3 separate regions of the Mus musculus genome follow, and regions 1 and 2 are each linked to region 3. A link is a loop called in an ENCODE intact Hi-C map of the cell type or tissue named here. Cell type or tissue: heart. All regions are shown on one strand. Each heading gives the region's core, and the rest is flanking DNA. Links, peaks and the distances in the headings are about the cores only. Region 1 has its middle 20 kb from the start of Rnf182. Region 2 has its middle 5.0 kb from the start of Mcur1. Region 3 has its middle 23 kb from the start of Gm20751.

Region 1 (8,439 bases), core at 215-8,214, 140 kb before region 3:
CACCATAGAAGTAAGAAAGAAGTGCAACCCAGTTTTTTTTTTTTTATCACAGAAGTAGCATGTAATCGTCGTAAACATGCTACACCACAGAGATGCATACATTTAAAAGCAAAATTTCTTTTCCCAGAATAACTACTGCTTGTACTTTGCTGTATCCGCTTCCAAGGCTTTCAGCGTGGACCGGCTGGTGTTGAGTGTGGGTGTGGGCTGGTACGACACTGCAGTTGCTGCCGTCTTAAAAGCATGCACAACATCATGTACCTTGCTTTTCTGCGTTGACTGTCTTGTCTGTGACACCTTGCCACCCTGGTCCTGGTAGAACTGCTGTATTTGATCTGATAGCTGCATCTGAAGATCGTAATACGATTTCGTTATCTCCTCTCCTTTGATGGGCATTTGGGTTAGCGCCAAGGTTTTTGTCCCCCTGTCTCAAACAACGTTGCCGCGAGACGCTTGTATAGGTGGTTTATGTTCAACAAGCAATTACTGCTGTGAAACATGACGAGGAAATGTTGGCTACACAATTCTGTCACCTCGGAGTGCTGAAACCTGCATTATTTAAACCCCATTCAAAAACTTACATTAGAAACAAACCATTTCCATCAGAACCGGGTTAAAGTGGGGATGCATGTTAAAGAACCCTCTTACTCCAGATGGGATACAAAGCTTCTTAAATTGAAATTCATTGCATGGGGCTCTGATGGGCCTTAACAGATGGAAAACAATCTCACTTGGCCGGTTATGTAATTCAGTGATTATCGCGGAGCCCTTCAGACGGCGGCGGCGGCAGGCAGAAGGTGGACAGGGGAAAGCTCTGTGGGAAAGTAGGGCCGTGAGTTCCCATGGCTCGCACACCCTTTGCGTGTGTCTGCTAGGGTCAGAGACTCCACATCTGAGAAGTGAGCAGTGCAGTGCGATCTGACTTAACGACTAACTTTGGGATCTTGGAAATTCACGGAATTTCTTACGTGACCTTGGCGGCAAGGTTGGGGGCGGCCATTCTACCTCTGAAATGTGCCAGATTGAGCCTTGAGTACAGGATACTGTGTTCATTCGAGAGCTAGTTGTTGAGCTCTGTATGTCAGGAATGTAAGTTGCTAGGGGACCTGGGTGTAAATAAAATAGAATAAATAGAATCTCTTTTTTAATTAATTCATTTTTTCTGTCAAAAGTGAAACTGTTTTGCTCTTCAGCTGAAAGTAACCAACCAATCTACCTGAGTCACCAAGTCACAGCTCAGCAAAGCCTCCCCGCTGCGCACTGGCTTCTTGGTAATGTGGGGCTGACATCATAACGAATGTGTTAACCAAATCGAAGGATCCTCACTAGAGTCCATCCATTTGAAGGGATACTATTTCTCCTGCCTCTGGGCTTCATTGCTCAAGTTAGCAACAATGTCAACAGACACTGAAGCCCTCTTGCTCCCTGTCTTCCATCCTCCCTCCCTCCCTCCCTCCCTCCCTCCCTCCCTCCCTCCCTCCCTCCCTCCCTCCCTCTCTCCTTCCCTCTGACCTGTTAACAGGGAGCAAGCATCCAGAACAGATATTATCATATAGTAGACACAAAATAAATCGTATCGAGTAAATTGCTATAGATATTTGTTATATAGATACATCTTTCGACTTTGGTTACAGGACACAGAAAAATCACATTCTGGACCTACCAGGAAGTACTCCCTGTTGGCTAGCCTTCACACTGATGGAAAGCTTTATGCAAACTTTGGGATGCAGGGCACATCAATAGTCTTATCTGGTGTTGGACTCAGCACACTTCAATAACGACCCACCAGGCAAGAAGAGACCATTTCTGCAATAATGCAAGGCTGGTTATGGGGGTAACCAGTGGCTTTCTTGATAGGATTTGAGGTCTGCTTCATAGGAGACAATTCTTGGGGGTATACCAAAAAAAAAAAAAAACAAAAAAAACACACAGATAAAACCAAAACCAAAACCAAAACAACAACAAAACAAAACAAAACAGAAAGAAAACCATGACAGGAAAATCATACGATCTACGGGAGAACCTATTGTTGTTCATTTTCTTTCTTTCTTTTTTTTATTTTTTAAAAGATCTATTTATTTATTTTGTGTATATGAGTACACTGTAGCTGTACAGATGGTTGTGAGCCATCATGTGGTTGCTGGGACTTGAACTCAGGACTTGAACTCAGGACCTCTGCTCACTCGGCCCCTGCTTACTCTGGCTCTGCTCGCTCTGGCCCAAAGATTTATTTATTATTATATGTAAGTATACTATACTATAGCTGTCTTTAGACACACCAGAAGAGGGTGTCAGATCTCATTATGGATGGTTGTGAGCCACCATGTGGTTGCTGGGATTTGAACTCAGGACCTTCGGAAGAGCAGTCAGTGCTCTTAACCGCTGAGCCATCTCACCAGCCCGATGTTAGTTTTCTAAATGATTATATTGTCAAGTTGCCTTGCAAACATGTATGTTTCTAGCCTTAGACTTACACAGGTCAGAGAAGCTCTTATTGCTGCGGATAGTGGTTTAAAGTGCTTAGCTGTAAATAGTACCTGTGCATCACTACCCATCCCAGGCTCAAGGAATGCATTGAAGAAGATCCTGACAGATCAGTGTTTGATGGCTGCTTGAGGAGGAGAGGTGCTTTTCTTTAGGAGCGTGGCCACTGGTATGTTCCCTGTGCCCCAGTGGGAGACGCCATGCCCATGTGCATATGAGCAGCACTAATTAGATTAATATATTAATATGTTGCTAATAGATTAATAATTATAATATATAAATATTATAGCACAAACTACAGTATTTTATATTAATATATAATATATAATGTATTATATAATAACATATATAATGTATATTAATCTATATGTATTATATAGGGGAATTGGGAATAATGAGGGGTGAGTATAAAAAGATACATTGTATATATGTATGAAAATTTCAAAGAATAAATAAAATTAAAAATTTAAGTTTTATTTCTAATTTCTCAGATTTTATATCTAGTTCAGAACCAGCCTGCTAACCAGACACACAGCAGATGCCTTAAGAGTTATGTGTAAACTGTGTCTCTCCGGCCAAATGAACTTGCCTTATTCATTTTTTTTTTCTTTTGTACTCAACCTATTCAGGACTCGTCTTTCTCTTCCCTTTGATTTTTAGACAGGGTCTCACTCTGTATTCCTGGCAGGTCTATAACTCACTCTGTAGACCAGGCTGGCCTGGAAGTGAGATCTGCCCGCCTCTGCCTCCTGAGTGCTGGGATTAAAGGCAAGGCAAGCAACCACACCCATTGTGAACGGTTCTTTTTAAATTTTAATTTTTCACCCATCACTTCATCCATCCATCCATCCATCCATCCATCCATCCATCCATCCATCCATCCGTCTCTCTGTTTGTCTGTCTGTCTGTTCCTCCATCCATCTACTCATTCATTTATCCATTGAGGCAACTACATGGCCCTGATTGCCCTTGAACACACTGTATTTTTCTGAACTCAGTCTTTCACATGTTAAGATTACAGGCATGCACCTAGTCAGACTTTTAAATTCACATAAAACTGGCAGAGCAGATAAGTATACACACAGAGACACACACAGGCACACACTGATGAATCAGGGAATGAATTGTATCCTTTTCAAAAGTGTGTTTGGAGGCAGATCTGGGAAATGTTTTATACTTGTTTGCAGAGCTGGCATAAATATTTCAGGATACAATTGAGCCTTTCTCATTAACAGCCATTCTCCTGCCTCTGTGTGTGGAAGTTTCTAGCTGTGGAGAGAGTGCTATTAAATCACTCTGCAGCTCCTAATTCCATGGCAACTGTGACAGACGGCCGTTTTCCTGCCGTAATAGATTTGGATGATCCTCATTTTAGTCAAGACAATGACAGATTCTGTTATTAAACCGTCTTTTAACCTCAATTAATCTCCGTGGTTTTTTAAAGCCCACTCTCAGTTAAAGAATGTTGATGCTAAACAAGTTCAAATCTACTTATTTTTTAAATTGAATGCTACAGTCTGAATTACTATTCTGGAGAGACGGATGCTATTTGTAACAGCATTCCTAGGTGGCCCAAAGAACCCTTTTTCCCTTTCTTGCAAGTTGAGATAATAGTGACCAAACCCAAGCTTGTTTGGTTTTAGAATTTCATCACAGGCTGGAGCCATTGTGAGTAATCAAATGTCTCCCCAGGTCACTTCGAATGTTCTACCCATAGATGGCAGCAAATGACCATTCTGCTGAGCCACCAGCCTTCTGGCCAGTCACCTGTAGGTCACACATCCAAATTACTTGGTACCTCTCTTTTTAAAGGTTGTGGTAAAGTTACCAGAATTTTAAAGATCAAAACCTAGCATCTGGCAACCCCAGTAAACTGGGCTCAGCCAGTCACTTGTTCGCATTATGCCAGTTAAAGAAGCAAGGAGTAGCAAAAGGCAGAGGAAGAAAGATTTACTCACTGGGGTCGTACCGAGGAGATGAACATATAAAGAGATGCAGAGACCCTTCAAGATGGTTTGGGGCACGAATATGAGGTTTAGGGTTAGACAGACAGAAAAAGGTTTGCACAACTGAGCAGTCATGGTAGAGATGTGATGCTGCCCATCATTGACCCATTGCTGTGTCTGTGCTAGGATATACACTGGTATATACACACTGGTATATACACACTGGTATATACAGGTTGGTATCAGCACTGGTATCTGCTCCTGTGTGCTTCTTGGTTGTTGTCAGAGTTGGGTGAGCTCTTCCTGGAAGGGAAGTTCCTTCTCCGGTTAGTGCCAGGATTTCGACCTTTTCCTTCCTCCAGCATGGGATTTTGGGGGATATTTTAGTTCTTTTAAAAATAAATAAATAGTTAATTAAACGTGTATGGGCATTTGCCTGCATGTTTGTGCACCATGTGGATGTCCACTGCTCATAAATGTTGGAAGAGAGTGTTGGATTCCCTTGGGATTAGAGTCTACAGAGGGTTGTGAACTGGTGTGTGGATGCTGGGAATCAAACCCACGTCTTTTAGAAGAGCAGCAAGTGTTGTTAACTGCTGAACCATCTCTCCAGCCTCACATTTTAGTTCTTTTGAAAAAATTTTTAAAAATTATTTATTTATTTAATGTATATGAGTACACCGTAGCTGTCTTCAGACACACCAGAAGAGGGCATCAAATCTCATTACAGATGGTTGTGAGCCACCATGTGATTGCTGGGAATTGAACTCAGGGCCTCTGGAAGAGCAGTCAGTGCTCTTAACCTCTGAGCCATCTCTCCAGCACTGATATTTTAGTTCTTAAGGACCCATTGATCTGATCGTCTGATAGCACAAGTATGTCTCTTCTCTCTTGCTGGGGCAGTTACTGTAGGATTTTTTATTTGGATTACTGCATTATATATATTACAAAAGATACAGAGAGTATATGTCCATGGTGACTTTACAGTAGGAGGCTCTAAACACACAAAAGGCTGTTATTTAGGTGTCGGAAATGGCAAAAGTCAAAATTAAAATAATGATCTTTTTTTGATAATTGATCATAGATATTTGGTCTATGATTGTCTTGATGGTCAACTTGGTTGACTGAAGAACTGTGTATGTGTGGGTGGCTGTTTGCAGAGAGGATTCTCTGAGAGGTGGGGGTCCTGACCTGAGCCTGGGAAACAGCATCCCATATCCCGGGGACCTGGGTAGAGTATGAGGGAGGAGGAGAAAGCTGGTCAGCACAGATGTTCCATCTCTTGTCCTCCACGTGAATGGCTTTGCTCTGCCACAACCTCCCTGTCAGGACAGACTGAACCTTCTGAGATGCTAAGCCAGAATAAACAGCTTACTTCCTTAAACTGTTTGTTCTGGTATTTGCCAAAGGGATGGAAAACTGATTAAGATCATATCCCTGGAAGACACTGGAATAAGTGTGTTTCTGGGTTTTCACAGAAATGGGAGAAGCTGGACATATAAAGAGAAGCCTGTTTGAATTAAGGGTGTAATGTCTTACTCTTGCCATCTGCCTCGGCTGGCATAACTTTGGATACATGGCTTCGGTGTTCACGTTGCAAAGACAGAGTGGTAGTGAACTGGATCCTCAAACTCTTGTGACAACCTTGGTGCTGAACTCTTTTCAAATGTCTCTGGTGGTCTATGGTTTCCTAAAGTATCAGCAGTAGATAGTTTATAAGAGCCTGTGACTTACCTGCAGTGACACACACGTTAGAGGAATGTAAATCATACCTACAGGGACAGCTAGTGTTTGTTGTCAGATAACAGCACATGCTGGATAAGTAGAAATATTGGGACCCTCATACACTGCTATGGGGATGAAGACTAGTCTAGCTACTTTGAAAAACAGGCTGGTGGCCAGAGTTATCACAGGATCCTGAAATTTCACTCCTACCTTTACACCCAAGGGGAATGAAGATATACGACCACACACAATTGTGTGCATGAATCGTTATGGGAACGCTGTTTATAATGGCTTGAATGTGAAAACAATGTGAGTGTCCATCAGTTCAACGACAGAGGTAAGAGCACTTACTATGGACGTAGGAAGATCTTAGTTCAAATCCCCAGAACTCATGTAAAAAACTGGATGTGGCAGCTGATGCGCCTCTAACCTCAACATCGTGTGGCGTGGATGCGGGAGGGTCTCTGGGGCTTGCTGGCTGTTAGCCTAGCTACAGGCTCAGCGAGAGACCCTGTTTGAAGGGAACAGGGCAGAGAGTGGTAGAGCAGAGCAGCTGTAGGAGTGTGGGCATGTGCCCTGGAACACACGAGTGAGCACATACTGCTATTTACACAAAGGAAAAAAAAGTATTATCCATCAGTAAAAAGTAGGAAGTACTAACTCATGCAACAGTATAGATGATCTTTGGAGACACATTAATGGGGAAAATACAGTTATAACAGTATGATTGTGCTTGTATGAAGTACCCAGAGTGGGCACATCTGTAGAGAAAGAAAGTCTATTACTGTTTGTCCTAGGCTAGTGTAGGCATGGGAAGCAGGAGAGGATGTTAGCTTAAGGATACAGAGCTTCTTCTTGACGTGATAAAAGTCACATTCTCAAGTGCATTATGATGATGGCTTCCTAGCTCTATGAATACCATAAAACCATTGAACTAGACATTTATAGAGTGGATGAATCCAACGGTATGTAAATTACAGCGTCAAAGCCTCGCTTCGGAGAGACTTCGTAGTCTGTTGTGGCTCCTTACCTTATGCAGGTTTTTGTTTTGCCAGGGACTACTCTAAACACATATGGAGCATATGCCGGCTCTTCCCATCTTTACAACACTCACACCAGGTAGACAATTTAATCTTCTCTGCTTTATAGGTGGGGGAGCCAAAACATGGGGGACGGGGGAGCGATGAAGGGTTTCGCTCAAGGTTACTTAGTTTGGAAAAGGCTTCATTAGAATCTCTTGGGTAGAACTAGGAAGGTTCCAGAATCTGACCTGTTCGTTAATCACAGTCTGTCCTGCCTGGAAGAGCGGAGGTTGTTCCATGTAGCCACCTAGTGAAGTCCTCCCTGACTTTGTGTCTGGGGAAATAAGGCACAGTTAAGGTAGAGCTGACTTAGAGTCAAGACTACCACCCTGGAGTACATCACTCTCCATTATATCACCCTGCCTGGATGGTAGAGGGTTATCTGGGAAGACTCTGAGCCATCTGCACACATACAAGAGGTTTTATTTTCCTTATAATTTATTTTTATTATTTCTGAACCTGGGAGGATGAGTTAGGTCAAAATGCACCATTGTACCATTGGTGGTGGGTGGGTACGCATTCAAAACAGGGAAACTATGTAGCAAACTACAAAATTGGTTGGGGATTTGGGAGTTTTTAGAGGAGACATGAGAGGATATGCAAGCATATCTGTGAATTATTGCCCATTTCATTCTTCATTTTGTATTAGCAGGCGGTGCCAAGGGAACTAAACGGACGGGAAGACCTTCCCTTAAGACAGAGGAGTTTTTTTGTTTTTTGTTTTTTTTCTTCAGGGGCCGCAGAAATGGCTCAGCAGTTACTTGCAGGCATGAGGAGCTGAGTTCAAGTCTCTAGCACCTATATAAAAATTTGGGTGCTGTGAGGCTTACCTGTGATCGCATCACTGGGGAGTCAGAGACAGGCAGATCCCCAGAGCTTGCTGGATAGCCAGTCTATCTAATCAGTGAGCTCTGGGTCTGGTGAAAGACCCTATCTCAAAAAAGTTAGGAAGCAATTGAAGAAAACCCCTGATTACTGGCCTCCTCTACATGTATAAGCAAACACATTCACCTACACACACACACACACACACACACACACACACACACACACACACACACACATACACACACACACACATGCACATACACAAATGCACATACACACAAATACACATACAAGTACATGCACATATACATACACTTACACATGTACACACACAGACACACGTGTGTACGTACAAACACACACATGAATGCACA
Region 2 (8,439 bases), core at 160-8,159, 170 kb before region 3:
TTGAGAAAGTTTGTTGGATGGATGAATAACAAGTACAAGGGACTATGCTGGGACAGAGAGAGGGAGGGGAAGGAAGGGGAGGGGAGGGGAGGGGAGGGGAGGAGAGGGGAGGAGAAAGAGAGAGAGAGGGAGGAGGACAGAGGAGAAAATGAAAGGACAAGACTGCCCCTCAGTATGTTGGTGGAGAGAGTCGCCAGAAAAGGGAAAGCATAGCCAGAGGCAAGAGACATCTGGGAAAGTCCAGAGGGTTGAACATGACCTTGAGCCTGGTCACGTGGGAGAAGTAGGAGGAGAGAGAGGCGAGCCAGGAGTTTAAAGGGTAGAGAAAAGGGGTTAGGTCACTAAAATGGTTGGATTATATGAAGAAGGGCATCTAAGAGAAGGGCAGCCCAGTCCCTGGACTGGAGACGTTAGGGTAGAGGGCAGACTAGGGCAAGGATCGGGTTAAGTAGTAAGCACTGACAGATGCTAAGAGAACCAGGGGCCAGGCCCGCTTTGAGGTGTTAAACAAGCACCTTAGTTAGCCCTTTGTCCTGGGTTTAAGACCTAACAGTTGTGTTCCTGAAGTGACCAGTACTTAGCGTTCCTCCTCCTCCTCCTCCTCCTCCTCCTCCTCCTCCTCCTCCTCCTCTTTTTTTAGCTAAGGGCTAAAAAATGTAGACAAACTGATGTGGAAAGTGCTGGGACCCATAATAAAAGAGCAGAGCTCTGGGCAGAGGAGTGTGTAAACAGATGCGGAAGACAGGTGCAGGTGACTACAACATGCAAATAATTTAAAAATTAGGTACAAGTCCGACACTTAAAAGGTTAAAATATCAGTTTGTAAAGTGGCAGGTAACACAAAATATTCACCTACAGCCTTTCCTGTTGATGAATGTTGCTCAACACCCAGCTCGGAAAATGTAATCGAAGGAAATAATCCAGAAACACTAGAAACCTATTCGTTTAGACCATAAGGAGTTTTTATTTTTATAGGTCAAAAGTGTTGAACATTTGGTAATTTCCTATAGGTTGGTCTAATACATGCACAAAGGAAAGACTAGATGTGGTGGAGCAGTCCCAGCTTGCTGGAGTGGAGGCAGAAGGATCAGGAGTTCACGTGCATTCTTGACTGCATAGCAAGTTCAAGGCCAGTGTAGAATACAAAAGATAGAGTCTGTGTGTGTACTCCCGTGTGCATGTGTGCTGGAGTGTGTAAATTATGTGCCATTATTTGTGACTGGAAAAGTGAACAGATAAAATGCACCCTGTTAGAGGCATGGTCACAGGACAGTGGCATAAACATGAGTCTTTAAAGTTGACATATAATTTGCAAACATTAAAGCCCACACATTTTATATGCTTAATAATTGTAGGTAACAATAGCATATACCACCCAAAGAATGCTGGGCCATTTTCCTTTCTCTGGAATATTCCTTTGTGCTCCTTTTCAGTTTCCGAAATCACCAACCCAACAAGAGGTACCCGGCTTGGATTTCAATCCCACGGACTGGTTTCCTTTGGGTCTTGGACTTCATACAAGTGGAATCCTGCATAAAACCCTGACGAGGGTCTGATGCCTTCCGTGAAAGTCATCTCTGCTGCATCAAGGGCTATGTTCATTATTAAATACTACCTCACTGTAAGACTAACAGTGACCACGCAGTTATCCATTCTCCTAGTGGCCGACACGTGGTCTATTTCTACCCTGAGTAAATCACTGTGTGGACATATGTCTTAACCTGTCTTATGGAAAATATCTAAGACTCAAACTGCTAAACCACATGATGATTGTAATTGAAACTTGTAGATAGCGATGAATTGTTTTTTCAAACGGATGCCATCCTTTTATACTCCCACCAGCAATGTGTGGGATTTCCAGGACTTCTCATCCTTGGCAGGTTGAGGATTTCTGCCCCTTTTTGGAAGTGTAACACTGCCTGCTGGAGTTTTCAGAGCAACTACCTAAAGGGGAGAGCCCCATGTGACGCTGACGTTTTCACGTTTGGGGAACATCAACTCTAAGTAGATTTTGAGGAGCTAAATATGTCTACTGTAGTCCCTACAGCACCCTGTTATAAGATACAGTCAAAATATACAAAATGTAATATTAAAAAAATGTTCAAATCACCAAAAAGGGAGACTGAAAGGGACAACAACAACAAAAAACCCACAGAGGAAAAAAAAAATGGCAGGCCTACATCCAAACATGCCAATAATTACATTAAATATATAAATGTTCACAGTGAGAAGTTGACAAACTTTAAAAAAAATCCATATACCAAATATTTTGGCTTTCTGGGCCACATGCAATCCATGTAAGATATTTTCTATTTCAGAAACAGGCCAGTGTTTTGGATTTTACCAGAGAGCTATAATTTGTCAACCTCCACTTTCAACACACCAATTAGAAGAGATGGTGGGCATGAACTTAAAACAAATCTCTCAAAAAGTTAATAAATAAACGAATATTAATTAAATTAAAAATAGACAAATATAAAATTTAAATGGACCACAAAAAATTAAAGAAGAATGAACCATGACTTAAGAAACACTTCAAGAAATGTGTGTGAATACAATGTAGCTGGGTTCAAATTAACCAAGGGCAAGGCATTCTCTCCTCTTCCTGGACAGACAGTGTTGCGTGCTGACAAAGTACCCACACAAGCCCCTGGATTCCGTGACTAACCTGTATCACAATGTTAAAGACAATGAATAGGATAATAAGAAACAGAACACATTTGGTCCTCTGCAGGGATGGGATGTGGGTGTGGGTAATAATGTTTTCCAAAATATATATTTTAATAGTATGTTAATAAAAATAGTCTTTGTGTTTATATCTATTCCATAAATTCATTTTTTCTCTTATTTCAGCAAATCACTATGTTATAGTGTGAAATTTTTTTTTACATAATTTATTTTCTTAAACTAGGGAAAACTACTTAAACTCCTTAAAATTATGGAATAAAAAATTGAACACAATTTGAATGACTTACATCAAAAATATTAAGTATAAAAATACTTAAATTTATAGTTTTAATAACTTACATAAATTTCCATTAAAACTATGAAACATTTTATTAAAGGACCAAATAACTGCAATTATCAAAATTATTCCAAGCTGGTATTTCTATTTAATATTTTAAAAATTTCATGCAACCTTTGGGCAGTGGTCATGCCTTTGATCCTAGCCCTCTGGAGGCAGAGGCAGGTGGACTTCTGAGTTCAAGGCCAGCCTGGTCTACAGCATGAGTTCTAGGACAGCCAGGGCTACACAGAGAAACCCTGCCTCAACGTGCCCCACCCCCAAAAAAAGCCCCAAAACCCAAAATCATGCAATCTTGGTAAATTTTTTACACTGAAATACTGTAGCTTCAGTGTGGAGTGTCTGTGGTGTGGTCTCTCTAGTCAATTAGATAAAAAATTGGGATCATGATCTATCTATGCCATGTCTTGCTAAACACTGAAATGTTGCCAAGATGTCATGTGTCACACCTGTAAACAATGCTCTAATTTTCTTTGTATCTGCAAGACCAACAAATTAGATATAAAGATAAGAGAGAAAATAGACACTTGGCCTTCCAGGAATCAATACTTTGTTAGGCAAGGATCTATTGCTTTGTCTAGTGGTCTATTGATTGGCCTTTCCTTGCTTGGTGTCTTCCTTCCTTCCTTTTATCACAGACATGCTAGGAAGCGGGTAATGCACCATGAACATTTGTTATATGTTTTTTTTTTAATCATCATCATCATCTTCTTCTTCATCATCATTATTATTATTTAGTGTGTATGGATGTTCTGCCTTCATATATGTCTGTGCACCAGCCATATGCCTGATGACCGTTCATCCTCTGGAACTGGAGTCACAGATAGTTGTGCGCCACTGAACCAAACTTGAGTCTTCTGCAATAGCTCTCAACCTTTGAGCCATCTCTCCAGCACAATTAATCTACCCTTGACACGCCCTTACAGACACACCCAAAGGTTTGTCAGCAGTTTTCAATCTGTAGGTCAGGACCCCTTTGGAGGGGTTGAACGATCCTTTCTCAGGGGTGGCATATCAGATAACTTGCATATTAGCAGCAGCAAAATTATAGTTAGGAAGGGGTAAGAGAAAATAATTTTCTGGTTGGTCACCATAACGTGAGGAACTCTATTAAAGGGTCACAGTATTAAGAAAGTTGAGAACCACAGTCCTAGGTGATTCTAAAGCCAGTGTAGTTGACAAAGGAAGTTAAAGCATACAGTATACATGTAATTTTTACCCTAAATATTTTCCAAGGGAGGCTGGTTAATTTCTTCTATGTGGAGCTTTCGGAGTTAGAAGACTGACAGCATTTTGGAAAAACTGAGCTATCCCACAAGCCTCTGGAAACTGCAGCTTTCATCCTGGAGACCTGTGTTCATTTTGCCGCTGGCCACTCAGTGTGGATTTATGAGATTTCTCCAAAACATCACTTACATAAGGTATAAAACACCACCAGATGCTTTTGAATTTTGCGAGGATAATTATAGCACAAACAAAAGAAGGTCTTAGTCATCCCTCACTCTCCCTGCAACCCTAAATCTGTCCACCAGGGGGAGCGTTCTCTCACTCTCCAGGACGCCAAGTCCCCTGTTGGTTGTGAGCTCCCTTCATGTTCCTTCCCGCAGCACCAGCTGGTAATTCCAAAATTTCTCAAGAATTCATTGTGTTTAAACATTCTCCGTGTTCCCGTGCTTAAACTATTTCGAACTTAAAAGACATATCGTTCCCTTTTGATGTTTCCAAAAGGGTGTGCTTGCTCACGTTTCCACAAGAGGAAAAAGATAAACTCGTTGAAGACAGGGAACACCATTTCATCCAGGTTTGCCCAGTTTTGTTTCTGGATAGGCTCACGGAGCCTCATTATGCTTCTCTGGTAACAGATTGGGGTATGGGAATGTCTAACTTCCAAAAGTTAAGATTAAATGGCCTGTCCCGTGTTATTTGAGAGCATGGGCACCCATAAAGACCCCACACCGAGTCTGCCAAGAGTGATACAAGTTTTATTTTAAAGAGATTGAGATCATGAGCCGTCCATCACTCCTGCAGTACACGCTCAGTGAATAGAGGCTCGCTTGATGATTTATACTGTATAAGAATTCAAAGAGCCTCAGGTAAGAAGAAACGTATAACTCTACAGGGTATTATACCCTTCAGAAATGTCTTTGTGCATATATGTGTTTGTGTGTGGGTGCGCATATATGTTGGTGATGTGTATGTGTGTGCCTGAATGTGAAGCGAGTCGTCCTTTGTGTGAGGCAAGGTCTCTCATTGACTTGAAACTTTGCCAAGTGGGCTAGGCTCTTTGGGCAATGTTCTCCAGGGACCAACCTGCGTCTGCCTCACATCTCAGTGTTGATAGGTCCAGGGAACCATGGGGTTGGCCTGGCCTAGCTGCGCTGAGAGGCATGCGTCATAGGTTTTTCAGGTTACAGTCCCTGGCTCCTTGGGGTACAACATGTCTTTCGGTTCCTGAGCAATGATGCCCTTTCTCAGACAGTGAAACATTCAGGCAGCTTTGTGTGTTTTGTATGTTCTCTTGGAAGTCAAGGAAGCACGGAAGCTTGACAGGACAGTTGGTCTTAGCCATTCGTGTCCTGTACCTTTGTACGGCTTGTAAACTGTTGTATCCCGGCAACCACAGCTACTGTTGATCCTGGCAATTGCCATTTTATTCTGTTACTGAAAAAAAAAAAGAAAGAAAGAAAGTCTGATGGCTCTCAATAAAATTGTCACAGCCTCAGTCTTGCTGGGGCTCCTCCAATCTGAGCCTGGTTTCACTCGGATGACCCTGGCCCGATAAGTAAGCGAGGGTGCTCACTGAAAGGGTTACACACCGCTGCAGGCAGCAATTTACACTGGCTTCACGTCTGCAAGGCAAGAGTTTCACTCACAGCCATCTCCCCAGCTCCTAGAATGTTCCTTGAGACATTTTAGTTGCACATAACAGTATAACTTGAGCTATGATAGCTTAAATAAGTAGGGATTTATTTACTCTTTCAAAGCACGATTAGAGATTGACGGTTCAGGCCTGAATCGGTGCTCCACAATGTCCTGAAAAGACTCCAACTTCTGTTCTTCGCATCTGTTTTGTTTAGCGTTCACTTTTCTTTTAACAAAATCATTTTAAAATGTGTATCTGTGTGCGCGCGTGCACATGAGAGCTCACACGGAGGGGGGGTGCGGGGGGGGGGGGAGGAGGGGCGGGGTGCGGAGAGGCAGGGCATGAAGAGGCCGGATGTATTGGATCACCTTAGAGCTAGAGCTACAGATGGCTGCGAGCCACCTGACATGGGTGCTGGGAACAGAACTTCGGTCGTCTGCAAGAGCAACAACGACGCATCTCTCATGCTTTCCGTTCTCAGGCTGCAGGATTCATGGGCACAGGACGGAGGCTGTATCCCCAAGTCTCACAACCACCTTCCAGATTGGGAGAAAACGGAAGGTCAAAAATGGCCAGAAACTTTTTTTTCCAGCTAAGGATTTAACTTTTCTTCCCGGGAAGGAGGGCTCCTGGAGGCCTGCTGCACAAATCTCACCAGCTGGAACTATGTCACGTGGTCACCGTTGGCTGCAGAGAAAGCTGAAAGCGAGGCAATTTGCTTTCTGCCTCCGAAGAAAAGACTTGGAGGGAAAGGAAATGAAATGGATACTGATGAACCTCACGCTCTGTGTCAAAGACTTGGCCTAATTCAGGGTGCAGGCGAGGCCAGCCTTTCAGGCGGTGGCCTCCTTTCTTATTCTGGGAACCCAGGCAAACCGCAGCTCTGAATCAGGGCACAGCTTGAGTGGGAAAGGGAAGTTTGTCTTTTATTTATTTTTTTTGTTTCTGAGACAAAGTCTAACAATGCAAGTCAGGCTGATCTCAAACTTGCAATCCTCCTGTCTCAGCTTCTCAAGTGTTAGGGTTTCAGGCATATACCAACTTCTTCGCTAACGCTGAGCCAGGGATAGTGACTCAAGCCTTTAATCCCCACACTCCAGAGGCAGAGGATTTGCCTTTCTATGAATTCAAGGGCAGCCTGACAGACACAGTGGGTTCCAGGACAGCCAGAACATTGGGAAACCCTACCACAACCAAACCAAACCCAACCCAAACAAACCAAAACCTACTTACTGAGTGACCGTTAAGCAACTGAAAACTCACAGCTGAATAATGTTTATGTAACCTCTGTGTTCAAAGATGGAGGAACACATGCTTGCCACACTGTATTATGTGATATCTGTTGAAGTTTGGTCTTAGTTTTCCAATTGCTGTGGCTGAATCCCTCACTAGAAGGGACTAGAATGGTTTGTATTGGCTCACAGTGTGAGGGGGATACACAAGACCACATCTGTAAAAGCAAAGCAAAACACAGAGTGAGGCAGGGTAAGGTCAGCTCTGAGGAGAGCTGGTACGTTTGGGGTTGGCACCTCTGCGTTGCGTCCGAGACTCTTGCAGCGCATTTGCACACCTTGTGTGTAGAAGGCATCCTGGGGGCACAAGTCAAAAGTGCAGCCTGAATGGTTAGCACAGCTCAATGACTAGAACGTTCGTTTAGCTTGTGTGAGGCCCGGATGTCTGCAGGCTTTGGAATGGTGTGGACAGGCTTCGTTCAGGGGAGCACCACAGAACCACCATAGTCCCAAGCAACAATGCTTTTTTTTTTTTTTGAGTGAGTGTATTAAGTCTCAATAAAGCAACCATGAAGTCACATAAACTCTCCAAATCAATTTAAAAAAAAAATGTTGTATATTTGTTACTTTTATAAGTATTCCTTTGGGGACGTATATGGTCATATTTTACTGTATACACATGTATACAACACTCTCAGGAGCACAGATGAAATTTTTAAAAGTACTTTTTAAAAACTGAGATGAGGGGTGGTCGTTGAGAGAAGCTAGCGTGAAAGGTAACCTGAGAGACAGTCTTCAGAGTCTACCTCCCCGTGTTCCCACCACAGCTTTCTCCTGTCATGAGTTCTGAAGATAGACCACAGAGGGAGGACTCCGGGCAGTCTGCTCTCAGCGCCATATTGGATGCAGCTGGTCTGGTCTTAGTGGAACCTTCAGTTGTCTGTAGCCCTGGCTAATACCTGAGACATGAGAGACCCTGAGCAGAGTGTCCAGGCCAAATGCTCCCTGATCCCAACTCACTCATGAAGTTAGAGAAAAAAATGTAAATTGCTTTAAGTTGTCAGGTTTCTTGGTGAGTGTTATACAATTACAGAAAACTAATAAATAGAATATGTTTGGAAATATATGTGCCTTTTCAAGAAAACAAACTTCTTGTATCTATTTTAGTACCCTCCTTCCTTACTTCCTCCCTCCCTCCCTCCCTCCCTCCCTCCCTCCCTTCCTTCCTTCCTTTCTCTCTCTTTCTTCCTTCTTCCTTTTTTCTTTCTTTTACTTCCTCTTCCTCCTTCTTCTTCCCTTCCCCCTCCACTTCCCCTTCT
Region 3 (8,439 bases), core at 197-8,196:
AGAAAGCTCCAGGGAACCTTCTGTCTCCACATCCATCTCTGGGTTACAAGTGGGCTCAGCTTCCTTCCTTAGAAAGTTCTGAAGATCTGAACTCAGGTCCTCATGTGTGCACAGCAAGCACTTCACCAACTGAACTGTCTTCCCAACTCTGAAGCCTTTTTACAGCAGGTGCTTGTGCATTCATAAAGCAAGGGGTCTTGTGATCGAGACATCTCCCAGCAGCCCTCACCCAACACTGTTGCATTGGGGATTCAAATTTTAACTTTGTGGGGGGTGAGTGGGCACATTAAAACCATAGTACTACTGAAGTAGAAATTTAAGGGCTCTTTGGAAAGCCAGTTGGACAGTGTTTTTTCTTGGGGCAAACATGTGAAGCAATGTTTTGTTAAAATGGACAAAGGTGTGAAAGGCTAAGACAGACTCGTGAAGGAACATCTTGATGAAGCAGACATAGGAGAGAGGATGTTCTGCTAAGGCAAGCACGTGAAAGGGCACGTGATGAAGTATTCTCTGCTAACAATATGCATGTATTGGTTCGCTTTACATTTGTCTGGACACCATAGGTTAGTTTCATATTTGATTTGGAGATATTTTTATTGTTTTAAGGTCAAGATGAATATCTGATGAATTTTCCTTTATTTTTATAATTTGGGGAACCATGGTGTGTTGGTTGACTTAATGGACTACAGAAACGATTCCTCAAAGTACAGTCTTGTGATGTAAGAATGCAGCAAAAATATTTAAGGCTCAAGCTGGTGATATTGATATGAATTTGATCTTTAAATAGTTTATAAGTGATATTGGGCATTGCTCTGGTCTGAATATGGCCTCCAAAAATTCCTATATTGAACCTCGTCACCAATATGATGGTATTAAGGGGTGGGGCCATTGGGAGGCAATTACTCTGTAGACTTGCCTTGATAATAGATTAATGTTCATATGGAAAGTGCGGGAGGAGGGGGCAGAGGGGTGGAAGCCTATGCCTGCAGTCCCATATTTGCAAGGCTGAAGTGGGATGGTGGGTTGGATAGCAAGACCCTGGAGGAGGGCGGGCTTAAGGAATAACCTAGAGCTAGTTCCCTCCTCCTCTTCCGCTTTGTCCTGCTTACCTGTCTCACCCCTACCCCTGTGAGAAGGTAGCAGAAAGGCCCTCAATGACTGCCATACACCTTAACGCTGACTTGCAAGCCTCCAGAACTGTGACAAGTCATTCTTTTGTTGATTATCCCAACATTGCTGCTTTATTATCACAGCACAGACCTGTTAAAGCCGGCATGCTTCAGTGTTCTAGTCTGTGAAATTTCGTTTCCCTGCCAAAACCATTGGCATTTATCTTGCCAGAGATTATTGTTTGCCTTGTTTCCTGAGTCTAGAGCATATATAGTGCTTGCCATATACACTTCCAGTGCATTTCTCTCTCACTTTAGGGGATTAAACAAAGCGAACGGAGGGGACTGGACTCTGTAGTATATTAAGCCGGGCAACTTAATTTTTATCGATTTGATAGGACATCATGACCAAAAGCAACATGGGGAGGAAGAGGTTTATTTTGGCTTAGAGCTCCATAGCACAGTCCACCATGAAGGAGGTCAGAGCAAGAGCTCAAGGCAGGAACCTGGTGGCAGATACTGATGGTGAGGCTGTGGAGGGATGCTGCATTTTGAATTGTTCCTCAAGGCTTGCTCATCCTGCTCTCTTCTACACCCCAGGAGCACCCCTCCAGGCTTGGCACTGCCCTTAGTGTGCTGGGCCCTCCCATATAATCATGAATCAAGAAAATGGTCCACAGGCTTGCACACAAGCCAATCTGATGGAGGCATTTCTCCTCATTGAAGTTTCTCTTCCCAGATAACTCTAGCTTGTGTCATCTTGACAAAAACAAGACAAACAAAACAAAACAAAACAAAACAAAAACAAAAATAAAAAACCCCAAACCAAAACTATCCACCATGCCACATCTAATGAATGCAAGAACATAAAGCTAGGTGGAGGAAGGAATTGTTAAAAAAAAAGAAGCCAGAATTTGAAGAGTTAGGAAATGCTAAGCTATTCGCACTGCAATATGGGAACGCACTGCATTATGGGAATGCACTGCCTTTGCCCTATAGGGTTGTTCTCCAGATGGATCATGTTGGTCACATAGTACAAAGCCAAACACTGTAAGCTGTTACACTGAGACAGAAAGCTACACTGTTATCCTGTAGATATTTGATTGTGTAGATTTCCCAGATGAAATCAGGGAAGACATGTATTTCTGTATTATTTCTTGCCATCAGGACACTTGAGATTTAGGGTGGTAAAGTGGCTCATTTATTCTGTTGACAGACAGTGTCCCTGTGTAGCTTAGGCAGTCCTCAGACTCACCTCTGCCTCCCCGCTCTTCTGACCACCAGCATCCCCCTCCACACATGGGCGGAGACAGGGTAGTCCATAGAGTAACATGACAAGGTTGCAGGACCTGGAAGAGGCTTAGAGTTTTACATTTAGTTTGGTGCTCTCTCCTGCATAAAATTATCTCATCTCAAAGACTTCTGTAGACTTTCAGCAAATCTAAATAACAAGCGTGTCATAGCGCAGTTAGAACCAGCGAGGAATACAAAATGCACAGAGGACACTTCGTCCTTCTGTTATCCAGGTCGCAAAAAATAAGCACAAGTCTCAGCCCACAAACTGCACGGCAGTCACGGGATAATGGCATTCCAGCTTTCCACTGGAATTTTTTCTTTAAAAAATTTTGTATGTATGTATGTATGTATGTATGTATGTATTTAGAGTCTGTGTGTGTGTGTGAATGCCCTTGTACGTGCACCAAGTAAGTGCAGAGCCAATGGAGGTCAAGAGAGGGCATCAGATCTCCTAGAACTGGGATCAACAACAACAACAACAACAACAACAACAACAACTGGTTCCGGAAAAGGGAAATTGGGGATTAAAGAAACTCTGCTTAGCAGCTCCATAAACGCTTGCTTCTAAGCATCTACAGGGATTGCAGCAACTGCCTGATGTTCCCAGAGGGCAGCGTTTCTGTCACTCCTTAGCTCTCTGATGAGCTGCTAAAGAAAAGAGCCCCAGACACAGGGTCTTCATCCTGCCGTCCCCAAACACACAGAAACGCAATCGTTCCCCACTGTGTCTAAGGATGCCAGACAAAAGCGAGGGGCTTTGTACAGTGTATATTTCTTTTTTTCTCATTTGAAGATTCTGTCATTTTCTTTTGATATTCAAATTTGAATTTCCGTGCAGTTGATTGTCTCCAGAGTCAGGGATAGAAGACCAGCATGCAGTCGCAGACTCGGGTTGAGAGCACTGAGCAGAACTTCCGTGAGGAACAACTCTGCCGACTTAGAGCACGTCTCACTTCCACTCATCAACAACTTTCCTAAAAGAAAGGTCACTGTGACTATGCCACCACACAGCACACCCTATGTACACTTCATGAGGCCTCTTGTTCTAGGGGAAGAAAAATGGCTTCCCCCAAACAGAGCTGGCTCATACTTTAAAAATAAAAATAAAAAACCCATTTTATTTTGCTATTAGTTGATTCCTTAAGGTAATGGAGCTAAGAAGAGCTGATCTCACCTTCTTCTATTGGTCTTTCTTTCAGGATGCTTTGAGTTATGTTCTTATTCACTTTTATCTGTGCTACAAATATTCTGGAAAGAGAGAGAGAGAGAGAGACAGAGAGACAGAGAGACAGAGACAGAGACAGAGTCACACAGACACACAGAGAGACAGAGAGAGAGACAGAGAGAAAGAGAGAGCATGAAAAGAGAAATTACACAGGTCCCCCAACATACAACTCCCTACAATGTCCCCTCTCTACAATGTACCCCCAAATCTATCTTTCTTTCTCCAGCACAGTTGATCACTGGCTAAAATTGTGAGCCCCTCCCCCAGTCTCAGGACCCAGTACAAAGCAGCTGTTCTTAGGGTTCTGTGGCAAATCTAGAGCTGTGTGGCGCTTTCCTGCCACCTAGCGGTGGTGTAGTGAAACAGAGCCTGCAGATCGAGCCAAACAAAGCAAGCCAAACATACTGAGCAAGCCTGTTCAAAAGCGAGCCCTGTTGGTCTGTGCGGCTTAGATCGGTATTAAATGGTGACTTTCGAACTTGTAGGTTTTCTCTTCTAGAAGCCAAGGTTCCCATTTATGAAAGTGGGTTGTCATCCAGTAGTATTACAACGACAAAGCTCAAATTTGGTCACTCTTAAAAGTTGAGAAGGTGAAGGACAGTGCAGGCCAGACGTCAACATTTTGGAAATGAGCCTTTGTAATGGTAACTAACCACGTGCCGGATGAGGGAACCGAAGACCAAGGCGTTGACAGCTGTTTCAAGTTCAAATCATTAGTGAGCACTGCTGGCATGGTTGGAATGCGGGGGCTCGTTTCTTCCTTCCCTGACAAGAGCAACTTGAGGAAGAGGGGCTTTTTATTTTGGCTCAGAGTCCATCATGGCGGGAAAAGCCATGACAGCCAGAAAGTGAAGCAGCTGGTCACGCTGCATCTGCCATCAGGAGTCGGACAGTGACAGATGCCGATGCTCTGCTCACTCTCTCCTTTTTATCCCGGGACCCTGGTTCACGGAGTGGCACAGCCCATACTTACAATGGGCCTTCCCACCTCAGCTAACCGAATAAAGAGTTTCCCTCACAAATAGGCCCAGAGGTTTGTTAAGAATCAACATTAACTTTCCCTTTTACCAGATGTCAACCTGGAGGAGGGTCCTGCAAAGGGTCAATTATTGTGATAGTTCAAGCAAAGGTTACTGCTGTTAAGACCTAGTTTTTGTGTGTGTGTGTATATATATATACACACACATATATATTCATGCATATGCAAACAAAACAGCTATATGCAAATATATGCAAATAACACACACACATACACACACGTTTTCATGTAACCCTGGCTGGCCTAGAATTCACTCTGTAGGTCAGACTGTCCTGAAACCTAATGAGGATCCCCCCCCTTTCTCAGTCTCTCTAAGTTTAAGTGACCGCACTAGGGTTGAATCTGAAGGATTTGGAGCTAAGTTCCCAGAAACAGGACTGGCTATCCTCTCCTTCAAACACATTCTTTTCTCCAGACAGCACATGCTTGTCAGATAGCAGCTGAACCAGAGGGAAGGGTCTGTGAGAGGGACCGGCAGGGATGCTGATCTACATGGGAAGAGCTATCCAAAGAAGCAGACCAACTGCAGCCTCATTAACAGTGTTCCTCACCCTGGGGGATGGGCAGAAACTATTCTCATGATGTAGACATGTGACCCAAACACAGGGAAATAAAGACCCTCCCTGTTGTCTTTGTTGTAGATCCTATGGGGGAAATCTGTAAATTTGTTCCTAGAGCAATCCTTTCAAATGTGTAAAAGGACATAGAAGTATAAAGGACATGCAAATAAAGTTAGTAAGTTTATATATATATATTATATATATACATACACACAAATACACACACACACATATATGTGTGTGTGTGTATATAATTGTATGTGTATTTAGTTCTGCCTGAAAAACAAAATCCACAGACGCAGAGGTGCAATATTTAGCAATAATTTCCCATGGTTCTAAGTGCTGAAGTCTGATGTCAAGTGCCAGCAGATTCATTTCCTGCTGAGAGCCCTCTTCCTGCCTTCAGAAGGCTGCCTCGTATCTGACCCCATCCTTACTCTTCAAACAGAGGGCAGGTCAGGAGTTTCTTCATCCTTACAGGGGCTGCACCCTCTTGGGGGGAGGTCTTATCTAAATCTTATCTAATCATCTCTCAAAAACACTAGGGTTAGCTTTTCAACAGAGGAATCTTGAGTAGCGGGCAGGCTAGTGATGAGACACATTTCAGCCAATGACAATAACAGCGCACTGAACAACTAGTTCTAGTTTCTGGATGCCCTGTCCATGGACCTTGGCTTAATGAATCCCTGTAGCAGTGACTCTAAGAAAATTCAGTAGTGTATAGTCACTGAACTAAATCATCTCCTAGAACATGCCCAGAGAAGCAACCCTGGCTATACAAGTAAGAGTCCTGAAAGCTGCCCATGCTCTCAGGTTTGTCTTTCTCCAGCATCCTCTGGAGTTTGAACTGGAAGGTCACGTGTCAGCTGAGGACCTGTTCTGAACTCAGGTCCTTTTCTTACCCTGTAGCCTTAGTGAAAGGGTAGACACCAGCATTACTTAGGCAAGCTGGCTCCTCGGCCTGAAGCTGCCAATCCCGCATGGTTCTCATGCTTTCTTTGTTTCCTGCACATAACCAAAAGCCCATGATCTGCATTGACGAGAAGCAATGGATTTCCCCTTCACAGACAAATGAATCCCTCCATAAGCAGATTGAATACCAAAAAGGAGGGGAGGGGATATAGTTGGAAGGTTGTCAAATCTTATTAGAAATGCCTTAGTAAGTGGGAACAAATACTCTTGAACATTTCCAATGTCTAAGCTAAGAGAAGAGGATTCAAAACATCCCTCCACCCCTTTAAGGAAACCAAGGAATTTTTTCCTTCTTAAGGAAAGGCGGGCAATTTTGGAGGGAATATTTTAATCCTGATCCTTTGGGCTCGTGTGTAATCACAGCATCCAGGAGGTGTTTTAATTATACATTTTAATCATAAAATAAAATGTCCCAGCTTGCTCCATTTAGGTGTTTTTCCTGCCTCTAAATCAATAATGTTACTGGCAAGTATTCAACTTGTAAGAATCTGGGCTCATGGAAGACCATTCATACAAACAGGCATGGTGTCCTCTGGGGACTGATGTCTGGAGCTTTAATGCAGCAGGTTGTCGTGCTTATGGGCTCTGAGGTAAGAGCAGGCAGGAAGAAGGCAGTCTCCTCCTGCTTCAAGCCAGCTCAGAAACTGTCCCACTTTCTTATAGCCTCTAAAACCAAGCCTAGTTGTAATGAGGAGGGGCTTTAGGGCAAGACTTGCTGTAGGTAGCAGATAGGGATGGGAGAGGGGAAAACCTGTTTCTTTTGTTTTCTGTGCAGGAATGGGAGTACTGCACATACATGCAGTACCTACAGAGGTCAGAAGAGGGCGCTGGATTCCTTGGGACTGGAGTTAAAGGCAGTTATGAGGTGCTGGGACCTAGACTCCAGTCCTCTATAAGAGCAAGTGCTCTTAACTGCTGGGCCATCTCTGCAGACCCTCGTTTAGAATTTCTTTTAAATACTTTAAAATTTTCATTTACATTTTTTTTTTCGAGACAGGGTTTCTCTGTGTAGCCCTGGCTGTCCTGGAACTCACTTTGTAGACCAGGCTGGCCTCGAACTCAGAAATTCACCTGCTCTGCCTCCCAAGTGCTGGGATTAAAGGCGTGCGCCACATCTTTTTTTTTTTTAGTCAAAAGTTTCTTTTCTCATATATTCTGATTATAGTTTTCCCCTCCCTCAACTCTTTTCAGTTCCTCCCCCACCTCCCCTCCCCTCCAGATCCACTCCCTTTCTTTTTCTCATTAGGAAAGAACGGGCTTCTAAGATAACAAAAAATGACAAAATAAAATATAATAATGCGAAGCAAAACTATTATATTGAAGTTGGGCACAGTGACCCAACAGGAAGGAAAGAGTCCCAGGAGCAGGCGCAAGAGTCAGAGACCCACTCATTCACACATAAAAATATTAAGCGAATAGCTAAAATATATACACAGAGGACCTGGTATATAGATGCATTTAGGCCGTGTGCTCGATGCTTCAACCTCTGTGAGCTCGTATATGCCTTGCTTAGTTGGTTCTCCTGGTGCCCTCCACTCTCTCTGCCTTCTTCTCTGCAGGATCCCCTGAGCTCTGACAGAAGGGATTTGATGGATACCTCCCATTAAGATTCTGTCTCCACATAATGTCTGGCTGTGGGTCTCTGCATCTGTTTCTGTCTGCCCTCAGAGGAAGCCTCTTTGGAGAAGACTGGGTAAGGCACTGACTTAATCTCTAGTTCTTTGTTACCCAGACAGTGTAGTGTGTGGGTTCCTTCTAGTGAAGTGGGTCTTAGGTCAAATAAGACATCGGTTGGTTATGCCTGAGATGCCAAATCTTTTAAGTTCAGATTCCATTTTGGAGAATCTGACTTAAGTTTGAACTCAGGTAAACTAACAGACTAGTGTTAGTTTCCAAGTTGCCCCCCCCCCCCAACAAAACACGAGCCTAGCTCCAGTCTCTAAGCTAATTCCCAACAAGACCAGCATCTCCAGGTTACACCCTCAACAAGATCAGTGTCTACAGGTTATTTCCCCAACAAACCTGCACCCCCAGGTTTCAAGTCCACCCCTTGCTTAGCGGCCACCAATGCAGAGGGGGAACAGAAATTAAGTTTATGATATGACTTCTAGAACCAGTCAGCCATGTTCACACGTACACCCTGCTTGCCACGATAGCCCCATAGACATTCGGGCTCCCCCACCACCAAAACCGTCCCGTGTGACAGTAGTGTGTTGGCCTCCCCCCACACCCCCGTGA

The links. Peaks named below come from ENCODE experiments on the same cell type or tissue, not always from the same donor. Only the 100,000 strongest peaks of a DNase experiment are listed, where the experiment ranks them.
Region 1: a loop joins it to region 3, with 6 times the contacts of the local background. A loop is called at or near these places in 40 of 42 quality-filtered maps.
Region 2: a loop joins it to region 3, with 4 times the contacts of the local background. A loop is called at or near these places in 10 of 42 quality-filtered maps.

The regions. Positions count from the first base shown.
Region 1 is chr13:43,591,823-43,600,261 of GRCm38, forward strand. No RefSeq gene overlaps it. Among named protein-coding and RNA genes, the nearest start is that of Rnf182, 20 kb to the right of the region's middle. In heart, for the core only: no CTCF peak of the experiment used is centred there; no DNase peak of the experiment used is centred there; H3K4me3 peaks cover 345 bases; H3K27me3 peaks cover 317 bases.
Region 2 is chr13:43,561,005-43,569,443 of GRCm38, forward strand. No RefSeq gene overlaps it. Among named protein-coding and RNA genes, the nearest start is that of Mcur1, 5.0 kb to the left of the region's middle. In heart, for the core only: no CTCF peak of the experiment used is centred there; DNase peaks (open chromatin) are centred at 267, 4,557 and 6,587; H3K4me3 peaks cover 495 bases; H3K27ac peaks cover 595 bases.
Region 3 is chr13:43,735,860-43,744,298 of GRCm38, forward strand. No RefSeq gene overlaps it. Among named protein-coding and RNA genes, the nearest start is that of Gm20751, 23 kb to the left of the region's middle. In heart, for the core only: CTCF peaks have their summits at 3,984 (motif pointing left) and 7,021 (motif pointing right); a DNase peak (open chromatin) is centred at 3,982; H3K27ac peaks cover 601 bases.